Linked DNA regions of Homo sapiens: region 2 is linked to region 1. A link is an interaction called in ENCODE POLR2A ChIA-PET data of the cell type or tissue named here. Cell type or tissue: Panc1. All regions are shown on one strand. Each heading gives the region's core, and the rest is flanking DNA. Links, peaks and the distances in the headings are about the cores only. Region 1 holds the start of LOC124902759 (a long non-coding RNA gene). Region 2 overlaps ZBTB16 (zinc finger and BTB domain containing 16).

Region 1 (8,330 bases), core at 304-8,303:
CTTTAGGAAGCTCCAGAAGTCCAAGCCTTTTAGACCACCTATTAGATCACTGGTCCAATGGATCACTTGTCTCCAAACTCCTGATTATATCTTCTAAGCTGACCCATTTCCCAGATCCCCCAAATGCTTTCACATCTCCTCTGGAGCTTCCAATCTATAACCAGTTAGCTCCGCAATATACTCATGTCTGTCCTCTGAGGACACAGTCTCCTCCGTAGTCCTCTCATGTAGTTCAGGGGTGAGCCCCCCGACACCATGTTACATATTTAACAAGTGCCTGGGTGATTATGCTGCTGTCAGGAATCACACCCTGAGAACCACCGCCCTTGATTCTGATCCTAATGCCTGCTTTACACATATCCTCAACTCTCTGGCTGGGAGGATCCCTTTCTATTGTATTTACCTCACAAAGCCACAACCTGATTGAGTCCATTTAGCCACGTTCTCTGCTCCCACATCTGAGTAGTTGAATGTTCTTGGAGAAAATCAAACTGAGGTGACTGGATTTACTATAAATTCACAGCCTCAAACCACAGTGGACACTAAACATGCATTGGCAAACCTACACTTCACTTTGAAGTATTTCTCACTCTCCAAATAATTCTTTTATTATTTCCCCTCTTTTTTTCAAACTTTCCACACCAGTCTCACTTTGCTTCGTGGTTAGATGACCTCATCCTTTACTCCTATAGAGAAAATAGGCGCCATTGCAAAGGAACCTCTTCCTCTTCCCGCCACCAAATCCACAGGCTGACCAGCTCCTTCACCCAGATTCTCACAGGCTAAAATGCCGGAAGGGGGATTCTTTTGAAGGCACCCCCACCTCTGGTGCTCTGAGCCCCACCCTTATTGCCTTCTCAAGGACTCTGCCCTGCAATTATCTCCCCTTTCCTCTGCATCATCGCCATGTTGCCCAGGCTGGTCTCGAACTCCTGGGATCAAGTGATCCGCCTGCCTCAGCCTCCCAAAGTGCTAGGTTTTCAGGTGTGAACCACCATCCCTGGCCCACATTTTTTTTTTTTTTTTGAGGATCTCACTCTGTTGCCCAGGCTGGTGGGCAGTGGCTCAACCATGGTTCACTGCAGCCTCGACCTCCTGGACTCAAGGAATTCTCCTGCCTCAGCCTCCTGAACAGCCATGTCTACTGCATCATCCTTACAAACCAACAGATTCTAGTGTCTCCTATCACTAAGAAAACACAAAACAAAGAAATCTCCCTTGAAACTGCTCCAAAGGGAAATTTGAAATAGCTTTTAATTTGCCTTTCCCACTTCTTCACTTTCAATTCTTTCTTTAACTTAGTCTGGCCTCAACACCCATCACTCCGTGAATCTGTCTTTGTCAAATTTACCAGTGGCTATATACAAATGGCCGATAAGCACATGAAAAGATGTTCAACATCAGCAGTCATTAGGGAAATGCCAATCAAAGCCACAATGACATATTTTTTTCATATCTATGAGGATGGTTCAAATAAAAAAGGCAGACAATAACAAGCAATGGTGAGGATATACAGAAATTGGAACTCTTATACATGGCTGTTGGGGGTATAAAAAGGGTGCAGTGACATTGTTTTTTGTTTGTTTGTTTTGAGACGGAGTCTTGCTCTGTCACCCAGGCTGGAGTGCAGTGGCACTATCTCGGCTCACTGCAATCTCTGCCTCTGGGTTCAAGTGATTCTCTTGCCTCAGACTCCGAAGTAGCTGGGATTACAGGCGCACACCATCATGCCTGGCTAATTTTTGTATTTTTCGTAGAGATGAGGTTTCACCATGTTGGCCAGGCTTATCTTGAACTCCTGACCTCAGGCGATCCACCAGCCTCGGCCTCCCAAAGTGCAGGGATTACAGGTGGTATGAGCTCCAGCACCTGACTAAGTGCAGCTACTTTGGAAAACAATTTGGCAGTTTCTTAAAATGTTAAACATAGACCTACCATATGACTTAGCAATTCAACTCTAGGTATATACCCAAGAGAAATGAAAACATATGTCCATAGATAAATTTGTATGCCAATGTTCATAGCAGAATTATTCATAATAGCCAAAAAGTGGAAACAACCCAAATTTCCAACAACTGATGCATGAATAAATAAAATTTGCAATATCCATACAATGAAATGTTAGTCATAAAAAGAATGAAATATTGATACATGCTACAACACGGATCCTTGAAAACATTCTACTCAGTGAAAAATGTCTGATACTAAAGGCCACATATTATATAATTCTTTTATATGAAATATCTAGAATAGGCAAATCTACAGAGGCAGAAAGTAGATTCGTGGCTGCCTGGAACTGGGATTAAGGAGAGTTGTGAGGAGGAGAAAGGGGAATGACTGCTAATAAGTATGAGGTTTCTTTTTAGGGTGATGAAAATGTTGCAAAATTAGATTGGGATAATGGTTGCACAGCTCTGTTATTATACTAAAAACTGCTGTTACTGTACACTTTTTTTTTTGAGAAAGGGTCTTGTTTTGTTGCCTAGGCTGGAGGGCAGTGGCTCAATCACAGCTCCCTGTAGCCTCAGCCTCCTGGGCTCAAGGGATCCTCCTGCCTCAGCCTCCTTGAGTAGCTGGGACTACAGGGTTCACCACCATTCCTGGTTAATTTTTAAAAACTTTTTATAGAGACTGGGGTCTCACTATATTGCCCAGGCTGGTCTTGAACTCCTGGCCTCAAGGGATCCTCTTGCCTCAGCCTTCCAAAGCACTGGGATTACAGGCATAAGCTGTTGGGCCTGGCCTACTGTACACTTTAAATTGATGAATTTTGTGACATGTGAATTGCCTCTTGATAAACTTGGGTTTTTAAGTTTTTTTTTCATTATTATTTCTTATTTTAAGAGACAAGGTCTCACTCTGTCATCCAGGCTGGAGTGCAGTGGCTCAATCATGGCTCACTGCAGCCCCAAACTCCTTGGCTCAAGTGATCCTCCTGCCTCAGCTTCCCCAGTAGCTGGGACTACAGGCATGTGCCACCACACCTAGCTAATTTTAGATTTTTTTTTTGTAGCAATGGGGTCTTGTTATGTTGCCCAGGCTGTATTTTTAAAAGCAATTGAAAAACCTTACCAGCAGGCTTCACATCGCCAATTCCCCTTTTCCTTATTCCACTCCCCTTGACCTTCCAGCAGGATTTGACAGTTTACCGCTGTCTTTTTCTCTTTTGCCTTCCATGAGCCCTCAGTCTCCTTTGTGGCTCTCTTGGCTGGAGAGCCCCAGGCTCTGTGTAGGACCTTCTTATCATCTCCATTGACACTTTATCACTCTGGGAGCCTATCCAATTCCATCCCATGACTGTAAACACCATCCGGATGCTGATGACTCAAAACAAATCTGAACATCTCCTTCTTAGTCTCAGATTGATCTATCCAACACGTATTCAACATCTCCCTATAGTGATCTCATAGTCATCTCACACTTAGTATGTTAAAATGTGAACTTTTAATTCCCATGCTCCCCACCGCACCACCAATTTTATTTCTACTCAAGGTTTCCTGTCCCAGTAAATGGCAACACTACTCACAAAACTGTCCAGTTCAACCTTGATTTATATATTTTCCTCCACCACTACACCCGATCATTCAGCATGCCCTGTCTGCTATATCCAAAATGCATCCCAAAGCCATCCACTCCTTCCCTTCTTTTTGACACTGAATTCAAACCACCCTCATTTTCCACCTGCAACAGCCTCTTAACCCTTCTCCCTGCTTCTACTCTTTTTATTACTTTCCCAGTAAGATCCCTCCTTGACTTCCCATGATGTGCCACACCCTTTCCTGCCTCGGACCTTTGAACATGATGTCCTTCTGCCTGAAAGGACTTAACTCTCTGTGTGGATGATGCATTTTCTTTCTTCCTCTCCCAGCTCATGTCACCTCCTCAGAGAAGTCTTCCCTGACTGTTCTTTCTACCTCCACCCCTCTCTCAGTTATTCTCTAACATATCATGCTGCTTTTTTCCCTTATGACACTTACCACAATCCATAATCATCCTCTGTATTCTACTTTTTATTTTTATTTTTTTCGAGATGGAGTTTCGCTCTTGTTGCCCAGGCTGGGGTGCAATGGTGCAATCTCGGCTCGCCACAACCTCCACCTCCTGAGTTCAAACAATTCTCCTGCCTCAGCCTCTCGAGTAGCTGGGATTACAGGCATGTGACACCATGCCCGGCTAATTTTGTATTTTTAGTAGAGACGGGGTTTCTCCATGTTGGTCAGGCTGGTCTTGAACTCCTGACCTCAGGTGATCTGACGGCCTCGGCCTCCCAAAGTGCTGGGATTACAGGTGAGCCACTGCACTCGGCCCTGTATTCTCCTTTTATCGGTCAACTAATTTCGTAAATATCTACTGTGTATCCTCTGTGCCAGGCACTGTGCTAGGAGCTAGAAGTAAAATGGTAAGCAAATAGACAAGATCTCCGTCCCGAGGAAGCATGTAACTTAGTGAGAGATATAGATAATCATCAAATAATCATACAAATGACAACATAGCCACAAACTCTGATCAGTGCTTGCAAGAAAAGCTGTTAGAGAATATAATACCTCATATTTACTGAGTGTTTATGATGTTCTGGATGCAGAGCTGAGTTACAACCTGTCAAAGTAGGGACTCATGATGTACAAGTTTACTCGTGAGGAAAGTGAGCCTGAGTGTAGATAAGGAACTCAGAGTCACATAGCTAGATGGTGGCAGAGCTGGGGTTCCACTCATGCGTGTCTGACTCCGCACCCCTGTTAACACGGTCTTGTCTCGCTACAGTCTTTCATCATTTTCCCCCTGTCTTTAGGACTCCTCTCTTCTTAGTCTCCATCATCATAATCACTCTTTTTGCTCAATCCCTAAGTGCTGGTGCCTCCTTGGCTTCTGTTTCCAGCCTTCTCTGCCCTGGGTGTCCCAGCTGGGCTGGAGCTGAAATCTGTACAGTAGTCACAAAGAGGTAGGCAAATTTTGGAGAGCAGTCTGGCACTACGTATCTAAATGACAAGCCAGCAGTTCGGCTCCTGAGATCCCAAAGCAGTTTTTACTCCAGACCTGGAGGATCCCTGGACAAGGAGAATCACAATGGCATTACCTGTGAGGGGGGCGAGGCTGCACAACCCGGGTGCCCATCACCAGGTGGGTGCATCCATCAGTATGTGTGGTGGCTGCAGTGTGGAGTACTCTGAGTCCATTGGAAGCAACAGATTAGATATGAACATGAACAGAGCTTAGCAGAAAAGGTAAGAAACAACAGTAGAGCCATAACAAAATATTTATGTACATTTAAAATGCATGTACCTTAAGACAAAAATGCATTCTAAGCCGGGCATGGTGGCTCATGCCTGTAATCTCAGCCCTTTGGGAGGTCGAAGTAGGCGGATCATCTGAGGTCAGGAGTTCGAGACCAGCCTGGCCAACATGGTGAAACCGCGTCCCTGGCCAGGTGTGGTGGCTCACGCCTGTCATCTTAGCACTTTGGGAGACTGAGGCAGGCAGATCACTTGAGGTCAGGAGTTTGAAACCAGGCTGGCCAACATGGTGAAACCCCATCTCTGCTAAAAATACAAAAAAAAAAAAAAAAATAGCCAAGCGTAGTGGCGGGTACCTGTAATCCCAGCTACTTGGGAGGCTGAGGTAGAAGAACTGCTTGAACCTGGGAGGCAGAGGTTGCAGTGAGCCGAGATCGTGCCATTGAACTCCAGCCTGGGTGACAGAGCAAGACTCCATCTCAAACAAAAAGAAAAAAGAAACCCTGACTTTACTAAAAATACAAAAATCACCCAGATGTGGTGGCACTTCTATAATTCCAGCTACTCAGGAGGCTGAGGCAGGAGAATTGCTTGAACCCAGGAGGCAGAGGTTGCAGTGAGCCGAGATCATGCCACTGCACTCCAACCTGGGCGACAGAGTGAGGCTCCATCACGAACAAACAAACAAAAAAAACAAACAGAGAACACATTTTATAAGAATATATAAAAGCAAAACCAGCCGGACATAGTGGTTTATGCCTATAATATCAACACTTTGGGAGGCCAAGGTGGGGTCACTTGAGCCCACAAGTTGGAGACTAGCCTGGGCAACATAGCAAGACCTAGTCTCTATAAAAAATAAAAACAATAGCCTGGCATGGTGGAACGCACCTGTGGTCCCAGATACTCAGGATATTGAGGAGGGAGAATGGATTGTGCCTGGGAGGTCAAGGCTGCAGTGAGCCGTGATCGCGCCACTATACTCCAGCCTGGGTGACAGAGTGAGACCCTGTCTCAAAAGAACAAAACCAAAACCAGAACCAAAACAAAAGCAAATGTACACACACAAAGTAAACCATATAGAATGGCTTCTTAGAGGAGACACAGGAACAGACATACAGTACAAATGGGTGCCCGTGTGTTCTACTTGCAGCAGCAGGCCTAGTTTATGAGCCCAGCATAATAAACATTAGAAACTTTTTTTTTTTTTTTTTGAGATGGAGTCTCGCTTCGTCACCCAGGCTGAAGTGCAGTGGTGCAACCTCGACTCATTGCAACTTCTGCCTCCTGGGTTCAAGTAATTCTCCTGTCTCAGCCTCCTGAGTAGCTGGGACTGCAGTTGCATGCCACCACAACCGGCTAATTTTTATATTTTTAGTAGAGACGGGGTTTCACCATATTGGTCAGGCTGGTCTCGAACTCCTGACCTCAGGTGATCCACCCACCTCGGCCTCCCAAAGTACTGGGATAATAGGCATGAGCCACTGCGCCCAGCCTCAGCATAATAATCATTAAATTGCCTCCTTTTCTTCTAAAAAGTGCTCTTGTTGGTAGGGTAAATATATGGTCACTGTAAATATGAAAAGAAAAGGAATAAAGAAATGAGAGATCTTACACAGACCTCACATTCTCCAGAGGTGACATGAACTGGGGACTACACTTAACTCAACTGTCTGCACCTGAGATCCAAATCAAAATAAAACAAACCACCAGAACTAGAGTAAGCAAAGAAAACACCAGCTCAAAAAACAAAACAAAACAAAAAAACAAAACAAAAAAACGCCAAAAAACAAAAAACAACAACAAAAAAACCACCACCAAGATTTACACAATACTTAGGTCTTCAAGTATCTGTTTACATGAACTGACTCACTTGGGTCGAAGATGGTTGGTGTATGGGGACAGGGACTCTAAGTATCCCCATCTGGATTCCAGGCACAGAAAGGCACATCAGGTGCACTGGAAGGGGGGAGGGGGGAGAGTGGGGGTAGCTGGCAGAGGACAAATCATAAGAACTTTGGAGCCTCTGGGAGAAAACGCCCCACAAAGGAGACTGGCAAGATGAGGTACATCCAACAACAGTGTCTGGCAGTCAAAGGAGGGCAGGGATCTAGGTACTGCAAGGCAGATGGTTTGGAGGAACCCTCAGAACCCAGTGGATGGCAGGTTGCACGCTGGGCTCTGAGGGTGGAGCTGAAGATCCACCATTATGCTGTCAGTCACTATGACAGCCTCCTAGCCAGCAGGGAGGAAGCATTCCTCTTCTGAACCTCCCAGAAGGCAGCCACGTGGCACCACCTGCACTGCCTGCAGCTTCTGTTGCACCTGGGGCAGAGCTACGCTTGGCTGCTGACACCTATGAGAAGGCAGGCATGGTGGACCTTCCGCAAAGGTGGGATCAGTCATTAACAACGGATTCACGAATGTGGGTGAAGGCTTTTTAAGATGTCAGGAGCTCTTGGGGAAGCATCTTTGCAAGGATCTTTGGGTGGGGAATCAGAGCTAATAAAATTGATATTTGGCTGGGCATGGTGGCTTACACTTGTAATCCCAGCACGTTGAGAGGCTGAGGTGGGCAGATTCACTCGAGGTCAGTCAGGAGTTCGAGATCAGCCTGGCCAACATGATGAAACCCTGTCCCTACTAAAAATACAATAATTAGCCAGGTGTGGTGGCAGGCACCTGTAATCCCAGCTACTTGGGAGACTGAGGCAGGAAAATTGCTTGAACCCAGGAGGCAGTGAGCCAAGATCACACCATTGTACTCCAGCCTGGGTGACAAAACAGGACTCTGTCTCAGGAAAAAAAAAAATTGATATTTCCCTGTGAATGTGCTAACATTTGTTCTTATGAACTGGTGAGATGAAGGGACAGCCAGCTGACACTGTCACAGTAAAAGCAACCATCTCTCACTTATTCTCCTCAAGCTAAAACCCAGATGTTTTCATAGACTCTCTCTCTCCTTCATCTTTCAAAATTAATTGGTTCTTAACTCCTGTTCAACTTTTTTTTTTTTTGAGACAGAGTTTCAGTCTTGTTGCCCAGGCTGGAGTGCAATGGTGCGATCTCGGCTCACTGCATGCTCCGCCTTCCGGTTTC
Region 2 (8,330 bases), core at 15-8,014, 160 kb after region 1:
TTTTCACCAGTTCTCTCCCACCCCTTCACCTACAGCCCCTGTGTGAAGAGGGGGTTCACATGTCCCTGCCCCCAAATACACATGTCTCTGTCTCCATATGGTGCCTTAGCAGGGGTTGGGGAAGCTCGTTCCATCTACCCCTCTGGATCCCAGCATCTCCTCCCACCCCGCAAATCCCCCATCCCAATTTATTCTATAAATTTGTTTCCACATTATGTCTATCCATTTACATGGCTTTTGTGTTTTTTAATACTGCTAATGTTTATCGTTTGCCCAACAGGCTCGACAGATTTTGCTTCCTGTAGAGCATCGAGGCTTTAGAGCCCCCTCGTTGCTAAGTAGCAGTCTCCCTGTACTGTAATGGGCTGATTTTGTATTCTGTTCAGCGCTGTATCTTATTTTTGTATGCAAGACAAAGTGTTTTGATGGAGGACGATTGCGGCAGTGTCTGGAGGCTGTTTGGAGTTTTATGGGCTGTACAGTACACTGTGTGCTCTCTGAACAGAACACAGGCTGTTGAATTTTGGATTGGATTTGTCATTTTTCCCCCCTCAGAGAGGAGCCTGTCAGATAGAACATTACTTTGAGGGTGGAGGGAAGAAAGTGGAAATTATGTAATAACCTTCTTCCTTCTCCCTCTCTCGATGATTTTTCTATCTCAGCATAGGGTGGTTTCTTCCACACAAACCCTGTCTCATGCCACCACATGATTTTGCACAGCTAGAGGATGACGGTCTTATTAGGAAATGAATGGTGCCCTAGAGGGATGGATGCTGGGACATCTGTCTGTCTGCCATTTATTCTCCTAGTCTCCCTTTCCTCTCCTTTGCTCCTGCCATCCTTCCTACGTTCTGGGTTGCCTTGCTGGTCCTTGTTATTGTCTGAGGATGAATAGATATGGGGTTATTGGGGAGGGATATTTACGTGGGATCAACCTGATAATGGCAATGCCATTTCTGATTTCCAGGGCCTTTTCGTCTTCCCTTGGCTTCGCAGACACACACCCTGCCGGAAGCGTTCTTAGGAGGCCTGGCCGTGCTTTCTCTTGCCCTCAGCCCCATTCCCTAGCCCTCTAACCAGGCTGGGCCTGGGTATCTGTATCCAGGGCTGTGCCTGAGGGGCCCCACCCTGCTTTGGGCATCCATCACGCTACTGCGGCCCTTACTTTCAGTGCTCTTGTCCAGGTCTCTGTGGTGGCAGGTATTTATTTTTCAGCTCTTCTCTTCTCCTTCTATTTCTCCCCAATCTGCTTTCATCTCACTTCATCTCTTTGTCCCTGTCCTTTGTGTCTGTGTCAGCCTCGGCCTTTTCTTGACACTCCTGTGTATTTTCTGTCTTCCTTCTTATGTCTTCATCTGTCTTTGTCTCCATCTGTCTTCGTTGGTCTTTTCTCTGTCTCTCTCTTTCTCTGTCTTTGTCTCTGTCTCTGTCTCTCCCTGCCTCCCTGCCTCCCTGTCCTAACCCACCACCTCAAAGTTTTTTTTAGCTTGGAAGCTGGGCAGTGGTTGGAATGGAAAACAAAATGTCACTCTGGCCCAGAGGTCTCCCCAGAGGGGAGGACTCTTGAGCCAGTGTCCCTAGAATGCTCCCAGCACCTAGAATCTCATGTGCTCTTGTCCCTTGCCTCTCAGGGGCCAGAGTGGGGCTTCTCTGGCTTGGCCCCTGCTTTTCCCAGGTCCCTGGATGTTCCCCCCAAATCCCAGTTGTGTTGAGAATGGGCAAGTAGTTTAGCAGGGTTAGGCTTTACAAGGCCCTTATTGGACTTTGCTGGTACTGTGCTCTCCTGGGCCAGTACTGTGCACCTGAGTGCAGGACTCAGCAGCTGCCCTCACATACTCATGCCCTAGCAAAGTGCCTGGTACATAGGAGTGTTGTGCACTGATAGTATCTGTCAAATAAATGAATATCCTGTTATAAAAGTGTTTGTACTACTAGGGCAGATCTGGGTTTGGTGGGGCCTGAAGCGTACTCAGTTTTGGGTGCTGTCTCTCAGAAAAGGATTATAAATACCAGGTGTTAGAGCCTCTCCCAGGAAAGGGGTCAGTGCCAGGGAGAGGCCTGAAGCTTCAGCTTTACTGGCTTCCGGGAGAACAGGCCTGGGTGAACCACTTGAGAGGTTGCTGTTGAGGGGTCTCACTTGGAACTACTTAGTGGGGTGGCTCAGGGCTGAGGATAGGAGGGTGTCATCTGCCCAGCTCTGGGGACCTTCAGAACCTGGGACATCTGTGCTCACAGGCCTCAGGTTTATGTTCCATAGAGGTCAAGCCTTTGGCAAATGGCTGCAGGTCGCAATGGGCCTGGAAACATCATGGTATTTCACATGCTCTTCTCAGTGAGGTTGCTTGGTAGGGATGGACCCTGAGTTCCAGCTCACCCAGAGCAACCAGGTAGGCAGCCACTCTTGGTAGCATCCTGGCCTCCACACTAACCCTCGGTGACTGTCAGTGAAATGGCATGGCATTCACTCCTCTCCCAGGTGTTCAACTGCCTAGGTCTGTGGCTGTGGCTCTCCTGCGTTCTTGGGGCATAGAACTGCAAGTATCGTGGGGCAGAGGACTGGTCTACGTGTGTGTGTGTGTGTGTGTGTGTGTGTGTGTGTGTGTGTGTGTGTAACCATGAGGGAGAGGGGGCCTGGAGGTGATGGAAGGTGTTTGCAGACATCTGGGCATCTGTTCTGTGGAGCTTGCAGACTCATCCATTAAATGAGGTTGGTGAAGATTGCAGGATTGGACAGTCCTTTGGGTAGAGGGACTCACTTGTTGGAGGGTATGGAAAAGCTGCAGTGTCTCCTAGAAATCGGGGACACAGTCCTAATCAGAACACCATGTGTGCATGTGTGTGTTTGTGTGTCCAAGCATGGGAACAAAAAGAGATTGAGAAGAAGCATTTACATGAAATACTCAAATTTGTTCCTTTGCTGTAATGGGCCCGCACAGACCATTACCTTGAAGATTTAAAAACTAAATGAGCTCATCATATCGAGTGACTTCTACCGACATTCATGCTTGATTGCAAAGCCTGCTTTACCTTTGAATTTCAACTTCATTGTTTGTTATTAATTCTCAGATGGTGGTGGTGTGTTTCTACCTTTTGGATTCAGCCATGAAAATGTTGATTTTGTGTGATGGATGTGAACATTTCTCAACAAGACCCCACTGAAGAACCTTTTCATTTTAAAAATAGCCCCATGACCTTTGGGGCTCAGACTGGAGTTTCCGAGGAATCCAGTGGGCTGAGGCAAGGCTTGGGTTGACTTTGGAGGGGGCAGAAGTTTGCATTTTTTTGTCTAATAATTTGAGTTTCATATGAATGATTCTGTGCTCCGTGCAATACTATGCATTTTCATAACTGTCTCTTTCACTTTGGGTAAAGGAAGGGAGGGAAAAAATAACAGCAGCAGCATTCTGTGGGCAAAGGAAGAAAACAAGAGAATGGGGCAGAGAACAGGCTAAATTTAAAATTGTAATTGGCTGACTTCCACTGGCTTGCGGGTGTTTTAATGACTCATAATAACTTCATTTAAAACCAGCTGAGCAGAAAATAGATTGGAGAGGAGCCTCGGGCCATTATGGATTTGTGGTTTTTTTTTTTTTTGGTTTTTTTTTTTTTTTTTTTTTGACAAGCTTGGTTTTCAGCAGCCAGGAAGGCTCTCAGAGAGGGCTTGGCTGTGTTTTCTCTCTCTCTCTCTCTCTCTGAGGGTTGGTGGTCTGCCCAGGAGAGATTGTATAGAAACCAGGGCGAGTTTTTTTGTTTTTTTTTTTTTTTAAATTCTCCCTCTACCCCTTGCTTTTTTTTTTTTTAACTGATTAAAAATAGATGCCTTGAGGTATTATTTTAGCATCAGTAGGATTTTTTTCACCTTTGATGTGGTAAATGGAACATAAATAAAATTGTTTTTGAAATTACTGAATTAATTAGGTAGTAAAGCAACCACAATGCATAAATGTCCTTGGCCGTCTGGTTTTTCTCCCTAACCCTGATCTATATTTGTAGGGCGTTCCCTTTTCTCCCCAGCCCCCTCCTGCTCTCCCAGCGACCCCTCCTTCCTCTGAGCCTGCACCTTCCCTTTGAATGGCAAGATTCTTTTATCATCCCGGCAACAGCTAAATGATTTTTTAAAATCCATAGGATTTTGACAGTATTGGTTCTATCTGGTTATCTGATCAGCTCCAGGAGTTTTGGGACTTGCCAGAAAAGGCTCTAACCTGGCTCTAGTTGTTTTAAATAGGTCCTGCCTGTTTCCCATGCTAGGCCTGGTGCCCGACCGGCGAGCGTTCCTTTTTCTCTTCTCTTTTGAAAAGTCAGCCGACTCAGCCCTAGGATGTGTCTGTCTGGGCAGGACAAGAGGCCGCCCTCCATCTGATCGCTCTTAGCCATTTATCTATCCCCTCTTATGGCACCTGTCACCTTCTTTGTTACATAGCTATTTATTTGCTTGGCCTTTTTTGCCTACTAGACTGTAAGCTTCTTGAGAACATGTGATTTATTTGTGTCCCCTATACTACCTCGCTTAGTAACCTGAATGGTGGTTATAACTCAGTCATTTGAAAAATAACCTAATGGGTGAGTGAGCAGGCATGCGGATGGGCACATGGTAAGGAACAGACCTGAGGTGCTGCCTGCTTCCCTCCAGCCCCAGGAGTCAGCAATCTGGATGAGAAGACAAGGATGGAAGGCGGGGACCTTGTCAGTAGTGTGCTCTGTTGCATCCTCACAGCGGGACACATAGCAGGCTCTCAGGAAATATCTGTTGAAGAAGTGAAGGGCTCAGGATGCATGGTTTGGCTGCAGGAAGGAGAGAAAGACATTTATTGAAACTTGCTGTGTTCCAGGCACAGTGCTATGTGTTCTGCATATCTGAACTCAGTCTTTCTTCAACTTTGGAAGACAGATATGCTGATTCCGTTTTGCAGATGAGGACAGTAAAGAGTTAACTTGCCTAAGATCATAAAGCTAGAAAGTAGCAGAGCTGGACTTCAATCTCCCTCTCTTTCTCTCTCCTTCCACCCTGTGTCTTGCTTTTCTATTATAGTATAGCATGCTGCTATACCTAGCCCTGGCCTCGTGCTGTTTGAGTGCCTAAATGCCTGCTTCTCTGTTTGTAGAGCTAACCAATCTCAAACTGGGGAGCTGAGACCAGGAAGGCCCTGTGCCCAAGGGTCCTGGGGGTGGGGAGGGTGGCATAGTAATTGGCTGCTGCCTGTGTGCCTTGCACCTGTGCCACCAGGAGCAGGTGTGGCTTATTAGCCTCTTCCTGCTCTGCCAGAGGAGCATGTGTTCAGTGGTTGTGAGTTGTGGCTATGACTTCTGCTCAGTGCCTTGTAGGGTTGGGGATAGGAGGGTTCTGGGAGCCTTGCAGGAGGGTCTGTGGGTTAGTGTGTGGCCCTCCCACCCAGGGAGAGCTTGACTGTGTCATGCCCCCCACTCCTCCTTTGCACTATCCTGCCAAGTAGGAGGGGTAGGAGGAGAGAGCTGCCTGTGGTCCCTCCTGCATGGCGACGCAACTGGGTGCTCTGCTTCTGGTAGATGCACCCTGTGATGCTGGGGTGGGGTGAAAGGGGCAGCCGACCTGTGCTGCAGCCCAGAAATGTGAGAGCTGTGACCACTTGGGCTATTACTAGCGCCTTAGACTTCAAGCGTCTTGGAGTATGATGCATCAGGAAGGTTGGGCCTCCCTGACCTTTCAGATTATGTCCAGTGAAGCTGGACCACTTGACATGAGGCTGGTTGTGTCCATTCTCTGACAGCCTCATCTTCCCCAGGCACGCGCTGGGGATGCTGGAGCTTTCTCTGGGGAGCGAAACATCAGCCAAATGGGAACCAGATGGTGAAGGTTGAGCAGCAGAGAAACCTCGATGACTACTCTGGGTCACACGTGTGGCCCTCTTTTGCAGGAAATCGTTTGTGAAGTCATTCATCAGTTAGCAACTGAACCTAGGGCCAGTGGTGTGCAAAGCTTGGCAGGGTGGACAGAGGGGTTGAAGCCAGTGTCCTTGTCTGCAAGAAGCTGGTGGTCTGGCTGAGAGGGTGACACGAGCCCCCTGGCAAGAGAAGGCGTTGAGCAAGGCTGGGTGTGCTCATTGTGACCGCAAGAGGAAAGACTGAGTGCTGCAGGCATTTAGAGTGGGGAGAAGCTCCTAAGAACCAGGGGAATGAGGAGAGCTTCGGGAAGGAGGTTCATGGGATTTTGATGAGGTCTTTGCTGCTGGAGTATCCAGAAGGAGTGCTGTGGTGGGAGTGGCCTACCTTTCTGGACAAGAGGAAGCAAGAACTTCTGTGAGCTAGAACCATCCAGGCAGGCATCTCTTTCCTCCTCATCCTCCTCCGCCCATAGCCACCTGGCAGAGACTTAGAGCCCAGTTTCTTGCACTTGGGAGTCCTCCAATCCCTGTGATGGCTGTGGGCCTCCTTGGCCTGGAGGTTGAGAAACACTGCATTAAAGATGAAAAGCTGCCACTTCAGGGGGCCCCTCCAAGTTGAGGCATCCATAAAACAAACACATGTGAAAGCAAGGCTTAAAATTGGATGCGGACCCAGAAGATTGTAAATTTCTCATATAGGATTTGATGGACTAAAAAATATGTTACGAGTACCTAGAACCCCACAAAGCCTAGGTTGAGAAGACAGGTCAGAGGGCTGCCTCTGGGTGAGGCTGAGGACAGAGTTGGCCACCCTGGAGGGCCAATGGAGGAAGCATCCGAGGACGGTCTCAGGACGTGCCCCAGCCCACCTCCTCGGACCACGTGGGTGAAGCCCCTGTGTATGCCTTTAGTGAAGACTGAGCTTGTTCACCGCGTAGATGGAAGCCAGTGGGAGAGAGGGGCGGATACCTCTGTAGTCAGGGGCTCCTTTTGTTGGCTCTCTCCAGGATTCAACCTGACAAAGACATGTCTTCCAGACTTTTCCCCAGTAGTTAACGCACTCCCTCCTCCTTCCCCCAAACCAGTCCCGTTTTGATTGGAATTCTTTCACTTGCCTGGGACAAGGGGAAAAAAAAAAAAGCAAATTCTAAAGTTTTCATTAGGTAGTTGGGATAAAAAGTCTTCTGGGGTAGTTGGATTAAACTTCAGCAGCTCTCTTACTGACTATTATAAGCTAATTGAGCACAGGGAGCTCATTGGCGGCTGCATTTTTGTTGGAGTAATTATGAAAGACCACAGTCATTTTCAGTAACAAGGTAACTCCGGGTAAAGACAGAACTCTCTGAAACTTTGGATTTGCTGGAGTCTTCCTTCCTCAGTTGCCTTTGCTAATATGAGCCCGGGATAAAGGCCCAGAGACCAGATATTTTGGGAGGCTACTATCTTGCCTGAATATCCCGGATCTCCCAGTGCCTTCATTGGGGCCTAATGGACATAATCCAGCACATCTGAGAGAGCACTGCTGGGGGGCCAGTTTTGCATTAATTGAGATTTGGGGTCTGGAGTCAGAAGCTCTGGAGTATAGGCTCGAGAGGGACAGGTGCAGCCTTTGAAGCTGACCCGGGAGCAAAGAGAATCACAGTGCACTGTCTTCATTACTTATTTATGCACCAAGAGCAGGGTCTGATTATAGATAATGAGGCCGAATGATACTCTCTGTCTCTAATGAGGTCCTGTCTGTCCTGTCCGAGCAAAGCGTGGACCAGCGTATGTAGGACTGTGATGACAACCCTGGGGATCTTTTCTAGCCCATAGGATTCTTGATGGGGAAACATTCCTAGACATACAGTCCTCCCACTGAACTCCACCCCCATCCAGAATCTCTATCAGGAGCTAGGAGCCGGCTCAGTGGGCTGGGAAGGGCCTTTCAGTGCCCTTTGGACGGGGCCCTGGGGCCTTGCCAAGCTGAACGTGTCCTCTGGGTGGCCTGCCTCACCTCTGGCCTGCTGCCCATCAGCATTGAATCATGCCCCTCAGAGGACAGCATGTAACTGTGCTTCCCGATATAGCCCCCGGCCCCCCAAGGTGACAGGAAGAGTCATTGTCACGGGAGTACTCCATCTTTCTGACACCACAAGGCCGGCGTGGCTTTCTTCCCTACTGCTCAGCCCTGCACAGCCTAGAATTCTGCTTTGGGAGCATACATAGAGTTCACAGAGCTATTTTTTTTTCCTACTCTCCGTCTCCCACTTTAGTTTTCAGAACTTTATCTCAGTCTCTGGCACGGACTATCTGCTTCCTTCCTCCATCTCAACATTATAAAAGTTTGTCACAGTCAGAGGCTGGCTGAATCGAAGCAGAAATGTGGTGTTTGGTTAAATTGTAAAATTAGCTAGGAAAGTTAATGAGGCGTTCCGCCTCTGCCTGCTGAAGAGCAGGACGTTTATGAAGGTGCTTCAAAGCACCCTG

Evidence for each region. Peaks named below come from ENCODE experiments on the same cell type or tissue, not always from the same donor. Only the 100,000 strongest peaks of a DNase experiment are listed, where the experiment ranks them.
Region 2: POLR2A ChIA-PET joins it to region 1 with 15 read pairs; 2 of 35 experiments call an interaction of 5 or more read pairs at or near these places.

Annotation. Positions count from the first base shown.
Region 1 is chr11:114,007,871-114,016,200 of GRCh38, forward strand. The region is part of intron 1 of LOC124902760 (a long non-coding RNA gene); the gene reads right to left. It overlaps LOC124902759 (a long non-coding RNA gene), which reads left to right and starts at 7,487. Exons shown (of 2, transcript XR_007062894.1): 1 at 7,487-7,623. In Panc1, for the core only: no CTCF peak of the experiment used is centred there; no DNase peak of the experiment used is centred there; H3K27me3 peaks cover 429 bases.
Region 2 is chr11:114,163,637-114,171,966 of GRCh38, forward strand. The region is part of intron 3 of ZBTB16 (zinc finger and BTB domain containing 16); the gene reads left to right. Among named protein-coding and RNA genes, the nearest start is that of ZBTB16, 110 kb to the left of the region's middle. RefSeq lists enhancers at 595-1,096, 1,097-1,596. In Panc1, for the core only: no CTCF peak of the experiment used is centred there; no DNase peak of the experiment used is centred there; H3K27me3 peaks cover 913 bases.